Linked DNA regions of Homo sapiens: region 1 is linked to region 2. Evidence: chromatin loops called from intact Hi-C (ENCODE). Cell type or tissue: PC-3. All regions are shown on one strand.

Evidence for each region. A loop is a pair of places that touch in the nucleus more often than their neighbours do. Peaks named below come from ENCODE experiments on the same cell type or tissue, not always from the same donor. Only the 100,000 strongest peaks of a DNase experiment are listed, where the experiment ranks them.
Region 1: it touches region 2 in a loop (20-fold over the local background); 8 of 110 quality-filtered maps call a loop at or near these places.

Annotation. Positions count from the first base shown.
Region 1 is chr4:69,613,493-69,621,492 of GRCh38, reverse strand. All of the region lies in intron 3 of UGT2A1 (UDP glucuronosyltransferase family 2 member A1 complex locus), which reads left to right. The region is part of intron 1 of UGT2A2 (UDP glucuronosyltransferase family 2 member A2); the gene reads left to right. Among named protein-coding and RNA genes, the nearest start is that of UGT2A2, 22 kb to the left of the region's middle. In PC-3, a CTCF peak has its summit at 4,231; a DNase peak (open chromatin) is centred at 4,202; H3K27me3 peaks cover 1,060 bases.
Region 2 is chr4:68,268,565-68,276,564 of GRCh38, reverse strand. No RefSeq gene overlaps it. Among named protein-coding and RNA genes, the nearest start is that of TMPRSS11B, 27 kb to the right of the region's middle. RefSeq lists enhancers at 3,395-3,969, 3,970-4,545. In PC-3, CTCF peaks have their summits at 4,399 and 4,604; a DNase peak (open chromatin) is centred at 4,604; H3K4me3 peaks cover 729 bases.

The DNA of each region.
Region 1 (8,000 bases), 1.3 Mb before region 2:
TTACTTTTTAATAAAAGCTAATCTGACTGACATAAAATGGTATCTCACTGTGGTTTTGATTTTCATTTCTCCAATAATCAGTGGTATTTAGCTTTTAGCTTTTTAATATACTTGATGGTTGCATGTATGTCTTCTTTTGCAAACTGTCTGTTAATGTCCTTTGCCCACTTTTTAATGAGGTTGTTTCTTTCTTGTAAGTTTGTTTAAATTCCCTGTAAATACTGGATATTAGATCTTTGTCAGATGCATACTTTGCAAATATTTTCTCTCATTCTGTAGATTGTCTGTTTACTGTTGATAGTTTATTTTGCTGTGCAGAAGCTCTTAAGTTTAATTAGATATGATTTGTCAAATTTTGCTTTTGTTGTGATTGCTTTCGGCATCTTTGTCATAAAATATTTCCTTTTTCTATGTCCAGGATAGTATTGACTAAGTTGTCTTCTAGGTTTCTATAGTTTTGGGTTTTACATTTATGTTTTTAATCCATCTTGAGTTGATATTTGTATATGGTGTAAGAAAGGGGTCCAGTTTTGGTATTCTGTATATGGCTAGCCATTTATGCCAGCACCATTTATTGAATAGGGAATCCTTTTCTTATTGCTTGGTTTTGTCGGTTTTGTCAGTTTTGTAGAAGATCTGATGGTTGTTAGGTGTGTAGCCTTATTTATGAGCTCTCTATTCTGTTTCCTTTGTCTATGTTTCTGTTTTTGTACCAGTGCCATACTGTTTTGGTTACTGTAGCCCTGTAGTATAGTTTAAAGTTGGATTGTGTGATGACTCCATCTTCGTTCTTTTTGTTTAGCATTGCCTTGGCTTTTGTGGCTCTTTTTTTTTTTTGGTTCCATATATATATTTTAAAATAGTTTTTTATTTCTAATTCTGTGAAGAATGGTATTAATAGTTTAATATGAATAGCCTTGAATCTCTAAATTGCTTTGAACTATATGGCCATTTTAATGATATCGATTATTCCTATCTATGAGCATGAAATGTTTTTTCATTTGTTTGTGTCATCTCTGATTTCTTTGAGCAGTGTTTTGTAATTTTCATTGTAGAGATCTTTCACCTCCCTGGTTAGCTGTATTCCTAGGCATTTTATTCTTTTTTAGCAATTGTGAATGGGATTGCCTTCCTGATTTGGTTCTCTGCTTCGCTGTTGGTGTATAGGAATGGCAGTGATTTTTGTAGATAGATTTTTTTTCCTGAAACTTTACTGTAGTTTTTTATTAGTGCAGGCAGCTTTGGGGCTGAGACTATGGGGTTTTCTACATATAGAATCATGTTGTGTGTGAACCAGGAAAGTTTGACTTTCTCTCTTCCTATTTGGATGCCTTTTATTTCTTTCTCTTGCCTGATTGCTCTGGAAGGACTTCCAGTACTATGTTGAATAGGAGTAGTGAGAGAGGGCATACTTGTCTTTGCCAGTTTATAAGGAAAATGCTTACAGCTTTTCCCCATTCAGTATGGTGTTGGCTGGGGGTTTGTCATATATGTCTCTTATTATTTTGAGGTATGTTTCTTCAATGCTTAGTTTATTGAGTTTTTGCATAAAGGTATCAAAAGCCTTTTGTGTGCCTATTGAGGTAATCTTGTGGTTTTTGTGTTTCTGTTTACATGATGAACCACATGTATTGATTTGTGTATGTTGAACCAATCTTGCCTTCTGCAGATAAAGCCTATTTGATTGTCATGGATTAGCTTTTAGATATGCTGCTGCATTTGGTTTGAAAGTATTTTGTTGAGGATTTTTGCATCAATATTCATCAAGGTTGTTGGCCTGAATTTTATTTTATTTTTTGTTGTGTTTCTGCCAGATTTTGGTAACAGGATGATTCTGAGTTCATTATTTTTTATCACAGGTTTTAGAATGTGTTTAAGTTTCACACAAATGGAATAATTCACCTGAAAAAGATTATATTCCTTTTATGTTAGATTTATTTCTGGGTATATCATTATTTTTAGAGTCTTCTTTAACGTTATTTTAAAATTTCACTTTTGTTTGTATGGGGTATGTAAGACTGCAATTTACTTTTGTATATTGGCTTTATTTATTTTATTTTATTTTATTTTATGTATTTATGTATGTATGCATTAAGACAAGATTTTGCTCTGTCACCCAGGCTGAAGTACAGTGCCACTGATGTTGGCTCACTGTAGTCTCAACCTCCCAGGCTCAAGCAATTCTCCCACCTCAGTTCCAAAGTAGCTGGACTACACGCATGCACCACCACACTTGGCTAATTTTTTATTTTTATTTTTATAGAGATATGTCTCCCTGTGTTGCTCAGGCTGATCTCAAACTCCTGGGCTCAAGCAATCCTCCTGTATTGGCTTACCAAAGTACTGGGATTGTAGGCATGAAGCACATCAGGTGGCCTGTATATTAAAATTGTATCTATCAATATTGATAAACTTTTTTCTGATATAAATAAATTCCTACATTTACAAATGTATATACATATATTGTATAATATATAACTTTTTTCCATATATTATTGCATAATTAAATTATAAAATTCAACATTAATTTAAAGTATGTTAAACAACATCTTTGTCTTGATCCTGAGTTTTTAAAAAATTTCTTCTAACCTTTCAATGTTGAGTAGAAAATTTTCCGAAGTTTGGTTTCTTGCTGGTCTTATTTTGTTTGTTTTTTTGTCATTTAATAGTTGTTTCATAATTTTCATCTGTCTAAGAAAGTTCACTTCTATTTTTTAACCAATAAAGGTATTGGAGTATACTTAAGGCTTTTCTACATTGATTGATATAATCATAGAATTGATTGAACTTAGAATTACACTTTTAAAGAAATTTTAACCAAAGTTGAATCTGAAAAGCATAAAGATTTTACTGTATCGAGGGTTTCAGGAATTAATGGTCAATATACAATCTTTGTGTACTTACACATGAAAACTTATTTCAAAATATTATTAATATGGTCTGTTTAAATTCTCATTCAACGGCCACATGGTTAAAATAAATTTATTTTTGGCAGCAGAAATAGACAAAGACCCTTTCAATAAACAAAGTTAGAAATGTGTTAGAATTCACCAAGACATTTTTGTGCTTTTTAAATCTCTTCTCTTGTGACAAAGCCTTTTGCCAACCTGTAGTGGAATCTCCCAATTAGATTGATTAGTATGAGTTCCTGGGGTTACTGGTTGGACTTAATTTAATGCCCCAAAAACATTTTTAAGAGAACTGTAACCAGACTTACCAAATGTAATACATTCTTCCCCCTTCAACACACACATACACACACACACACACAAACATACACACACACACACACACACACACACACATGCTTACTGGCCTATTTATCTGTGAAATAATATTTTCTCATAGAATTATGATGATTACGTACACGGATACTAAATATCTATATAAAAACATGTAATCTAATTTTTATTTAATTTGAATCTATTTAGACTCATAATTAAATGATGTCAAACAAATAAATTCTTAAGGCCTGGAAAATTTTCTCTCATTAAATCCCAAATGTGAATGATTTCCGAAAGACATATTTGAACACAATAATGTTAGGATTGTAAAGTCTTGTTTTTCATTTTTGTTGTTACTGTTACTGTGTCGGTTTTGTTTCTTCCTCAGGAAACTAAGTATTGAAGATTTTTACATAAGACAATTATTGCCCTGTTTTATTTTGAAACCTAGTTATATTTTATTTCAACTATCTTGAAAATTACATCAGAAAATCCTAGATAGTAAGTGTATTATAATGGCAATATTTTTAGAAATGTTAACTCCCAATAATGAATAATAATTTATATTATTTTAGTATTTTAAAGAACGTCTTAATGGACCCTGTATGTTGCTAATGAAATCTACTTAAACTTTTAATGTATTTATATCATTATTTTAACTTATAGATAGCACTAGCCCTAATTTGAAACAGTCTTTCTTCCTGAATATGAAGGAAACTAGTGCTTAGAGAATGGCTACAATATTTCCTATTAAATATGTTGTGTGTGTTCATCTTGGTTTTGTACGTCTACGTATATACGTACACATAATTTGTTTTATAATATACATTTCTTACATGTTATAAACATATATATTATATCTTTGTATAAACATAAGTAGATCTAAATGAACTTTATTTTTACGCCGTCAACAAAATTATTAAACTCCTAATAATTTGGACTCACCATACTTATTCAGCACTATCAACCATCATCCATAGGAGGGCAGCAGATCCTAAAGCTTGATAAACTGCTTGAAGAAAAAGAAAGTCTCAAGTGAGATTTAACTTTAACCTAAGGACTACATTTAGCAACTGCCAAAGGATGCACATTTTTGTTTTATAGTTTTGAAAGTGCTTTTACACATAGTTTATTGTTGAATACTAACAATAGTTCTGTAATTCTAACTTTATTTTACAGATGAAGAAATCAAGATCAGAGAAGTTGAGAATTTCCTGGCAATTGGAAACTGAAATTATATCCTATTTCCACCAGCTACATATTTCTCATTCACCTACATTTTAACTACAAAACAGTAGTGGAAAAAGCATGGGCAGAAACTTATGCAGATATTTCTTTCCTCCATTGTCATTGATTATAGATGCCACATACACAGAGGCAATTTCAAGTGGGAAAATGAAACTTAGAAACCACTATTCAAAAAAAAAAAAAAAAAGAAAAGAAAATGGCAGAGAAATTTAGAAAGTGTCATTAGCTTTTGATTTTTATTATAATGAGAAGCTACAGTTCCAACTAAATGGAGGATTTATAGCTTATACTTTTCCATTTCTTATCTCCCTAAATGAACTATCGCAAATCCTAGTTAGAAGATAAAATTATCAATTTTTTCTGGCTTCATTTCTCTCAAATTAATTGAATGGGTAAGCCAGTGGCTTTACAGGAAATGGTAAACTGGAAGTTGCAAACACTTCAGTTCCTTTTTGTTGGTGGGGTACATGTTATAATTGTTTAAGTTTTCATTTTTAATTATTATGTATACATAATAGTTGTATCGATTTACAGGAAATGTGACATTTTGATGAAAGCTTAAAATGTGTAATGATCAAATCAGGATAATTGGGATATCCATAACCTCAAACATTTATCTTTTCTATGTTAGGAAAATTCCAATTCCACTCTTAGTCATTTTAAAACACACAAATTATTATTAACTATAGTCATCCTATTGTGCTATCAAACACTAGATTTTTTCATTCTAACTATATTTTTGTAGCTATTAATCATGCCCTCTTTATACCCTCCCCACCCCCCAAGACCTTTCCCAGCCTCTGGTAACCATCTCTCTACTCTATATCTTCTCTATATCTTCATTCGTTAATTATTGTTTTTAGCTTCCACATGTGAGTGAAAACACGGCATATTTGTCTTTCCGCGCCTGGCTTATTTCATTTGACTTAACTGGAGGAAACTCTAGATTCATCCAAGTTATTGCAAATGACGGGATTTTCACTTGTCCGTTGATTCACCCATTGATGCACATATAGGTTGATTCCATATCTTGGCTATTGGGAACAGTACTGCAATAAACATGGGTGTACAGATATTTCTTTGATATACTGATTCCTTTATTTGGATATATACCCAGCAGTGTGATTGTCGGATCATATGGTAGTTTTATTTTTAGTTTTTTGAGAAATATCCACACTCTTCTCCATAGTGGCTGCACCAATTTTATATTCCCACCAACAGTGCACAAGGGTTCCCTTTTTCCATATCCTCACCAGCATTTGTTATTGCCTGTTTTTTTGTCTGTCTGTTTGTTTGCTTGTTTGTTTTTGCGGCGGGGTCAGGGTGGTAAAAGCCATTTGAACTGGGCTCAGATGATATCTCATTATAGTTTTTACTTGCATTTCTTTGATGAATAGTGATGTTGACCATTTCTTCACTTGCCTGTTGGTTGTTCTTTTGAGAAACGTCTATTCAGATCTTTTATCCATTTCTTTTTGATTACTCATTCTTTTCTTTTTGAATTGTTTGAGCTGCTGATATATTCTACTTATCAATCCCTTGTCAGATGGGTACATGGAAAATATTTTCTCCCATTTTGTAGACTGTTTCTTCAGTTTGTTGATTGTTTTCTTTAATGTGCAGAAGCTTTTTCGGTTGAGGTTGATGTGATCCCATCTGTCCATTTTTGCTTTGGATGGCTGTGCTTCTGAGGTCTTATTAATCAAATCTGCCCAGAACATTGTCTTAGTGTTTCCTCAAAGTTTCGGGTTTTAAATCAGTGAGATTTAACTTAAAGATTAGAAAGATTAGATTTAAATTAGAGTGATTTAATTTTTCAGGGTGATTTGATTTTTGTGTATGGTGAGAGATAGAGATTGATATGGTTTGTCTCCTGTGTCCTCATCCAAATCTCATGTTGAATTGTAATTCAAAATGTTGGGGGAGGGATCTGTTGAAAGGTGATTGGATCATGAGGTCTGGTTTTCCACTTGCTCTTCTTGTGATAGTGAGTTCTCATGAGATATAGCTGTTTAAAAGTGTGTAGCAATTTCCCCTTATCTCTTTCTCTCTCCTGCCACCATGTGAAGATGTGCTTGCTTCCCCATTGCCCTTCCACCACAATTGTAAGTTGTCTGAGGCCTCCCAACCATGCCTCCTGTACAGCCTGTGGAACTGTGGGTCAATTAAACCTCTTTTCTTTATAAACTACAGTGTCAGATAGTTCTTTATAGTAATGTGAGAACAGACTACTCAGAGGTCCACTTTCATTGTTCTACATATAGATACCTAGCTTCCCAGCACCATTAAGAGTCCATTCCTTTCCCAATGTATGTATTTGGCAGCTTTGTTGAAAGGTAGTTTACTGTAGATGTACAGATTTATTTCTGTGTCCATTATTCTATTCCATTGGTCTATATGTCTTTTTTTATAATAGTGCCATGCTGTTATGGCTACTAGCTTTGAAGTATAATTTGAAGTCAAGTAATGTAGTTCCTCCAACTTTGTTCTTTTTGCTCAGAATAGCTTTGGCTATTCTGGTCTTTTGTGGTTCCATACAAAGTTTAGATATATATATATTTTTTAATTTGTGAAGAATTTTATTGGTCTTTTGATAGGGATTGCAATGAATCTGTAACTTGTTTTGGGTGCTATAGACGTTTTAATGCTTTCGATTCCTCTATTCTATGAACAGAAAACATTTTCATTTTTTTCTGTCCTGTTCAATCTTTTTCATCCATATTTTGTAGTTTTCATTGTAGATATATTTCTCGTATTTGATTCAGTTTATTCTTAGGTATTTTATTTTATTTGTAGCTGTTGCAAATGGGATTACTTCCTTTTTTAACATATGGTTCACTGTTGGCATATAGAAATGCCACTGATATTTGTATGTTGATTTTGTGTCCTGGAACTACTGAATGGGTTTATCAGCTTAAAACAGTTTTTGGTGAGGTTGTTAGGTTTTTCTAGATACAAGATCATATTTTTTGTAAATAAGAATAATTGACTTTATTTTCTTTATAATTTGAATGCCCTTTACTTCTTTCACTCGTCTAATTGCTCTGGCTAGGACTACTACTATGATGTTAAGTAAAAGTTGTGAAAGCACATATCCTACTCTTCTTCCAGATCTTAGAAGAAAGGCTTTCAATTTGTACTCATTCAATATGATGCTACCTGTAGGTTTGCGGTTTATGGCTTTTATAATGTTGAGCTATGTTCCTTCTATACTCAGTTGTTTTGAGAGTTTTTAATCATGAAGAGATGTTAATGTTCTCAAATATTTTTCTCATCATCAAATAAAATAATCATATGGATTTTGTCCTGGTACTGTTGATAAGATGTATCACATTTATTGATTTGCATATGTTGAAAAATTTTTGCATCCATGAGATAAATCACATGTAATAATGATGAATGATCTTTTTAATATGTTGTTGAATTCAGATTGCTAAATTTTTGTTAAGATGTTTGTGTCTATGTTCATCACAGATATTGGCCTGTAGTTGTTGTTGTTGTTACTGTTGTTGTGTCTTTGGTTTTGGT
Region 2 (8,000 bases):
GCCACAGTCTGGAAATATATATTTGCAATATATACACTGGATGAGGATAACATATCCAGAATATATAAATTGGAATCATAGAATTCCATGTTAAGGATAGAAGCAATGTCATAGTGAATCTAGCTCTGGTTTAGCCCAATCTTTTGAGCCATAAGGAAAAATGCTGGTGGATAATATAGCTGAAAATAGAACATAAGCCACAGTGTTCAAAACACCGGGCTATTTTATTATATTTGCAACAAGGTCTAATAAGGATTATTCAAAGACTTAAGTAGCTTAAAAAAACTTACTTTGAACTATTTTCTGACTTATAAAAAGTTGCAAAAATAGAAAAAGGAGTTTCCTTATATTTTTCACCCCACTTCTTCTAACACAAACATTTCATATAACCATAGAATAGTTATTGGGAACAGCAAATTAACATTAGTAGAATATTAGTAACTAAAACATAGGACTTATGTGAAATATTAAAAATCTGACACTTGGATATGCAAGGGTGTACTAATAATTTCTTTCACTATTTTCAACATAGGCCAAAACCCACTGATCTCATCCTTTGAGGATTAGAATTCTTTAAAGTTTTAAAAGAAAGACACTTATTCTTTACATCCTAGAGTTTACTTTTACTAAAACTAACCTGATGCCTGTAATCCCAGCACTTTGGGAGGCCGAGGTGGGTGGATCACTTGAGGTCAGGAGTTCAAGACCAGCCTGACCAACATGGTGAAGCTCCATCTCCACTAAAAATACAAAAATTAGCCAGATGTGGTGGGGTGTGCCTGTAGTCCAGCTACTTGGGAGGCTGAGGCAGAAGAATCACTGGAACCCGGGAGGTGGAGGTTGCAGTGAGCCAAGATCATGCCCCTGCACTCCAGCCTGGGCGACATAGAGACACTCTGTCTCAAACAACAACAACAGCAACAACAATACAAAGCAAAACCAAACAAACAAAAAACAAAACTAGAGAAATAGTGTATGGCGGCCCAGCGCAGTGGCTCACGCCTGTAATCCCAGCACTTTGGGAGCCCGCGGCTGGTGGATCACGAGGTCAGGAGATCGAGACCATCCTGGTTAACACAGTGAAACCCTGTCTCTACTAAAAATACAAAAAAATTTAGCCGGGCGTGGTGGCGGGCGCATGTAGTCCCAGCTACTCGGGTGGCTGAGGCAGGAGAATCGCTTGAACCCAGGAGGTGGAGGTTGCAGTGAGCCGAGATCGCGCCACTGCACTCCAGCCTGGGCAACAAAGTGAGACTCCATCTCAAAAAAAAAAAAATTGGTGGGCATGGTAGCACACGCCTGCAGTCCCAGCTACTCAGGAGGCTGAGACAGAAGAATTGCTTGAGTCCAGAAGGTGGAGGCTGCAGTAAGCTATGCAATGATTATGCCACTACACATCATCCTGGGCAACAAAACAAGACCCTGTCTCAAAAAAAAAAAAAAAAAAGAGAGAGAGAAAGAAAAGAGAGAAATTGTTTCCAAACTGTGATATTTGTAAAATTTATCAGAATTTGATAATTCTGTCAAAAATACAATGTCTTGAGCACCATTCCCAGACTCAAATACATTGGTCTGGGGGGCAGGAATTGGATTCTGCTTTTTAAATAATCATTTGCTGGTGGATTACTCTGTTAAACATGACCTGAAAAGTACATTTGACAGAAATCAATTGTTTCCAAAGAAGTTCTTGGGAGGTTTAGTATTTATGAATTTTCCTTCAAAAAAGGAGGGGTGGTGGCTGTCAGGCCTCTGAGCCCAAGCCCGCACGTATACATCCAGATGGCCTGAAGTAACTGAAGAATCACAAAAGTAGTGAAAATGGCCGGTTCCTGCCTTAGCTGATGACATTACCTTGTGAAATTCCTTCTCCTGGCTCAGAAGCTCCCCCACTGAGCACCTTGTGACCCCCGCCTCTGCCCACCAGAGAACAACCCCCTTTGACTGTAATTTTCCACTACCTACCCAAATCCTGTAAAACGGCCCCAGCCCTATCTCCCTTCACTGACTCCTTTTTCGGACTCAGCCCACCTGCACCCAGGTGAAATAAACAGCCTTGTTGCTCGCACAAAGCCTGTTTAGTGGTGTCTTCACACGGATGCGCGTGACAGTGGCAGTGAGACAAATGATTACATACTTGTGAGACATTATTTAGTGCCCAGTAAATGAACAGTTTACATAAGATAGGTGAACATTTGAGGAAAAAAGAGAATAGAGGGAGCAGATGTCTCAGGGGAAGGTGAAGGAATTATTAATCTCATCTTACCTTTGTTCTATACATGGAAGACAATTTAGCAGTCTTTTGAAGAGGCTGATTTCTGTTTAGTTAATTTATTACCTAGTATAATGCCTGTGTGACATAGCTGAACTTCTACCTCACTGTAACTTTCCTTATTTTTAGAAACAGGAAGGCATGCAGACAGAAGTTCCTCCTCAGGAGAATTGGTCAAAAACCAGTTAGAATCAAGATGGCTGACTGAGTGGCCGTAAATATATCTCAGACTTCATTATAATCCAATTTTCATGCTAAGTGACACTTCCAGCCGGGTCATGATAGTTAACAGTCGCCATGACAATGACCAGAAGAAACCATAAAAGAACAAGAACAAGGTTGGACTCTGGTTCTGATATCACTGCCCATTTCCAGAAAGGATATGAATATTCCTCCCCTCCCTTTTAATGTCCAAGCCTTTCCTTAAAGAGACTCTACATTTTAACTCCTCACCTCTCACTAGGTGAGAAGTTGATCTGTGAGCCATGTTCCTGTTTCTCCTTTCTTTGCTCCACTCGATGCTCATGTTTGGTTTTGTGTATTGGCTCTGCAATACCAAACAAGGAAAGATCCCACTTTTGGGACTACCAAGTTTATTGGGACTACTTAGGGAAGAAAACCTAATGACAGTTAGCAAGGGAAGGGTTATGATGAGGCATGACTGATCTCCCGTCCCATTATGGTTGTGAATGCAGGTTTTCTCTGTGGTTCCCTTTGTCAAGAGGAAATCCATTCAGTCAGTTGTGGGGGCTTAGAATTTTATTTTTATTTCTCAAGTCACAACCCTTTACTGACACAAAATTCTTTGAAATTTTTTCATAGAGAAAACTTACTAGTATGAAGGTGACTGTCATATATCTGGCATTCACCTACAATGGTAGTTGTGAAAAAGAACTATTACAGCCTAGCACAGCTCTGAGCAAATGTATTGAGATTCTTGTAAATCAGAATTTTGCTATATTCATATCTATATCATTCAAAAGTATACATAGCTTTGAAATGAGATTACCACCACGGCTGACAATGTAAGCTCAGTTTTGTTCTCTGTTGATAAATCTCTGATACACTGAAAAATTCTAGTTTAATATGGCTGTGTTAGAATAAGAAATATGTTTGGCAATCTGGTTCCAGGCACAAAACTCCTAAAACCCTTGGAATTTTCTGAGTGATAGAAGTTTCTTTTGTTATTCATAATGAGCTCCTTAGATTCCTGAGGCTGAGTAATTTCAGTGACCTTAGTACCCAGTTAGTACAGCACCAAAGTGTTTGTATCTTCCCTTTTCGCCTCCACTCATTTGTAAAGTACTATGCAAATACATATCAATAGTCAACCTTAACTTTCTTTGGTGAACAAATTCCGTATGGGCATATGGAGATGCCACTCCTGCAAAAACAAGTTTCTAGAATTCCCAGGAGAACTAAGAAAATAAAATACTACATTTTGGTTTGTTTGTTTTACTTTTTGGGGGAGTTTTGCAAAAATCAATTACAGAGTCAACTCAATTAGGTCAGTAAAATTCTTGTTAGGTGACATGTGGATCCAAAAGCATAGCAGCATAAATATATCAAGCAAATACCACCTACATTGTTTCTACCTCTATTTTGTGGAAGCTGAATCCTGGTAGTTCCAAAGAGTAGAATGACTGACAGCTAGCTGTTCCTTACAGTTCTGTCATTTTAGGCAGACACAGCCATCAATGAGCCATGACCTAGGAGGGACTATTTCTCAAAGAGCAGTAACATTCCTCTGTAGATGGCTGCTAGTCAAAACAGCAGCCCACATTTTCTTCCCTGTCTGCCCACAAGAGTTTTTTCAGTGGTTGCTAGTATTGCTTCCTTTTGCCTTCCCATCTCTATTTCTATGCACGCCTCTGACCGAAAAGACATTTATGTTCAATGACTTGAAAACCTTTTCAAAAAGTAATTTTGGTAGGCAAATGCCATAAATAAATTTTTTTTCTTTCTTCTTTTTTTTTTTGAGACGGAGTCTCGCTCTGTCGCCAGGCTGGAGTGCAGTGTCGCGATCTCGGCTCACTGAAACCTCCGCCTCCCGGGTTCAGATTCTACCGCCTCATCCTTAGTAGCTAGGACTACAGCTAATTTGTGTGTTTTTAGCAGAGACGGGGTTTCACCATGTTGGCCAGGATGACATTAAAAAGGTTTTCTTTAGTATGGATCTTTCTCACTTGTTTTAGAGTAACTGGAATTACTAGGGATAAAATCCAAAGAAAATTCTCAGCTCTTCACTTAAACACTGTGGTCATCTCCCTCTAAGTTCTTTGATTTTTTAATTTATTTTTTTCTGTCCTTACACACCATCTAGTGGACATGTGGGGTAATGACTAAAATGTAAGTGGTAAGAGCAAAAAGTCCTGAATCGTCAGTGAGCCAGTTTTTGAGTAATGAAATAATCCAAATAACTAAGCTTTTAAAACTGACTATTAGTTACTTAGTTTGGGTTAAAAAATGTTCCCTTTCTTTCCCAAATTTCATAATGAGAGCAATGCTGACATTTTAATCAACAATGAGAAATTTGTAACGAATGTAACACATCCTCTAATATTTTCTCAAGGTGCATCCTTTACTAAAGATGATAGTATATTGATTAATTGGTTTAAAAATAATGAGTTTAAATAAAATATTTTATCAGAAAAATAAAAACTGTAGACTTTTAGTTCACATGACTTTACTTATGGATTTGGACTTTTCAGTTAATGATGGAATATGTTAAGACATTGGGGGGACTGCTGGGAAGGCATGATTGGTTTTGAAATGTGAAAAGGACATGAGATTTGGGAGGGCACGGGGGCAGAATGATATAGTTAGGCTCTGTGTCCCTACCCAAATCTCGTCTCTAATTGTAATCCCATGATGTGGGAAGATCTGGTGGGAGGTGATTGGATCATGGGGGCAGTTTCCCCTATGCTGTTCTCATGATTGTGAGAGCGTTCTCACAAGATCTCATGGTTTAAAAGTGGGTTTCCCCTGCGTGCTCTGTCTCTCCTGACACCATGTAAGACATGTTTTGCTTCCCTTCCACCAGGATTGTAGTTTCCTCAGGCCACACCAGCCAGAAAGAACTGTGAGTCAATTAAACCTCTTTTCTTTATCTTGGGTAGTTCTTTATATCAGTGTGAAAATGGATGAATACAGAGAATTGGTACCAAGAGTGGGGTAATGCTATAAAGATATTTGAAAATGTGGAAGCAACTTTGGAACTGGGTAATGGGGAGAGATTGGAACAGTTTGGAGGGGCCAGAAGAAGACAGGAAGATGTGAGAAAGTCTGGAACTTCCTTGAGACTTGTTGAATGGTTTTAACCAAAATGTTGATAGTGATATGGATAATAAAGCCAAGGCTGAGGTGGTCTCAGATGGAGATGGCAAACTTATTGGGAACTGGAGCACAGGTCACACATGCTTTTTTTTTAGCAAAGAGACAGGTGGCATTTTGCCCCTGCCCTGGAGATCTGTGGAACTTTGAACTTGAGAGAGATGATTTAGGGTATCTGGCAGAAGAAACTTCCAAACAGCAAAGCATTCAAGATGTGGCCTGGTTGATTCTGAAAGTGTTCAGTCATGCGAGTTCACAAAGAGATGGTTTGAAATTGGAACTTCTTATGTTTAAAAGGGAAGCAGAGCATAAAGGTTTGAAAAATTTGCAGCCTGACCAAGAGGCAGCTAAGAAAAACCCATTTTCTGGGAAGGAATTCAAGCTGGCTGAAGACATTTGCATAAGTAACAAGGAGTTGAATGTTAAGAGCCAAGACAATGAGGAAAATATCTCCAGGGCATGTGAAAGATCTTCACAGCAGCCCCTTCCATCATAGGCCTGGAGGCCTAGGAAGGAAAAATGGTTTCATGTGAACTGGGCTCAGGGTCCCCCTGCTCTGTGCAGCCTTGGGACATGGCACCCTGCATGTCAGCTGCTCCAGCCATGTACAGCTTGGGCCATTGCTTCAGAGTGTGCAGGTCCCAAGCCTTGGTGGCTTCCATGTGATGTTGGGCCTTTGAGTGCACAGAAGACAAGAGTTGAGGTTTGGGAACCTCCACCTAGATTTCAGAAGATGCATGAAAACACCTGGATGTCCATGCATAAGTCCGTTGCAGTGGTGGAGGCCTCATAGAGAACCTCTACTAATACAATGCAGAGGGGAAACATGGGATTGGAACCCTCACACAGGGTCCCCACTGGGGCACTGTCTAGTGGAGGTGTGAGAAGAAGGCCACTGTCCTCTAGACCCCAGAATGGTAGATCCACTGACAGCTTGCATTGTGCATCTGGAAAAACCACAGGCACTCAACACCAGCCTGTGAAAGCAGGCACAGGAGCTGTACCCTGCAGAGCCACTCAAGGCCATGGGAGCTCACCCCTTGCACCAGTGTGCCCTGAATATGAAATATGGAGTCAAAGGAGATTTTGGAGCTTTAAGATTTAATTAGTGCAGAGTTGGGTTTCAGACTAGCGTGGGGCCTGTGGCCTCTTTGTTTTGACCAATTTATCCCATTTGGAATGGGAACATTTACCCAATGCCTGTATCCCCATTGTGTCTTACAAGTAACTAACTTGCTTTTGATTTTATAGGATTATAGGTGAAAGGGGCTTGCCTTGTCTCAGATGAGACTTTGGACTTGGACTTTCGAGTTAATGCTAGAATGAACTAAGACATGGGAGACTTTTGGGAAGGCATGATTGGTTTTGAAATGTGAGGACATGAGATTTGGTCAGGGGAACAGGGGCAGAATGATATGGTTTGGCTCTGTGTCCCCATCCAAATCTCATCTTAACTTGTAATCCCCACATGTCGAGGGAGGAACCTGGTGGGAGGTGATTGGATAATGGGGGCAGTTTCCCCATGCTGTTCTTGTGATAGTGATGGAGTTTTCATGAGATCTGATGGTTTAAAAGTGGCAGTTTCCCCTGCGTGCTCTCTCTCTCGTGACACCATGTAAGACGTGCCTTGCTTCCCCTTCTCCTTCCACCAAGATTGTATATTTCCTGAGGCCTCCCCAGTCATGTGGAACTATGAGTTAATTAAGCCCCTTTTCTTTATAAATTACTCAGTCTTGCATAGTTCTTTATAGTAGTGTGAAATGGACTAATACATACATTTATCTTTTAAAATAGTGCAACAGACCTTTCTGGAATCCTTTAGTCAATTACTCTTCCATATAACACAGAAACAAAGCAATGGTTAAGAGAAGTAGAAGTGAGAGATATCACATCTGAGTAAAATAAAATAAGGAAACAAAAGAAGAATTGAGAAGTCAAAGAAAATAAAAACTAATCTATATTTTTTATAGAAAGAATAAATTAACCTAGTAATTTTATAATGAATTACCTATATAATATGTTGTTCATGCTATATATTCATCTCAATTTGTACTATGTGTAATACACTATATGTACTATATGTACTATGTGTAATACACTATATGTACTATGTGTAATACACTATATGTACTATGTGTAATACACTACATGTACTATGTGTAATACACTATATGTACTATGTGTACACTATATGTACTATGTGTACTATATGTACTATGTTTAGTGGTACACTAAATAGGAATACAGAGCAGAATAGCATAAAGCAAAGCAGAAAGCATAAATATATCTTAAATATATTATTTATCGATCAGGAAAGATAAAATAATTAGTCGTTAACAACTCAGCGTATTGCAAACATAGCACCTGCTGAAGAAATCTAACAACAAAACTCTCCCAA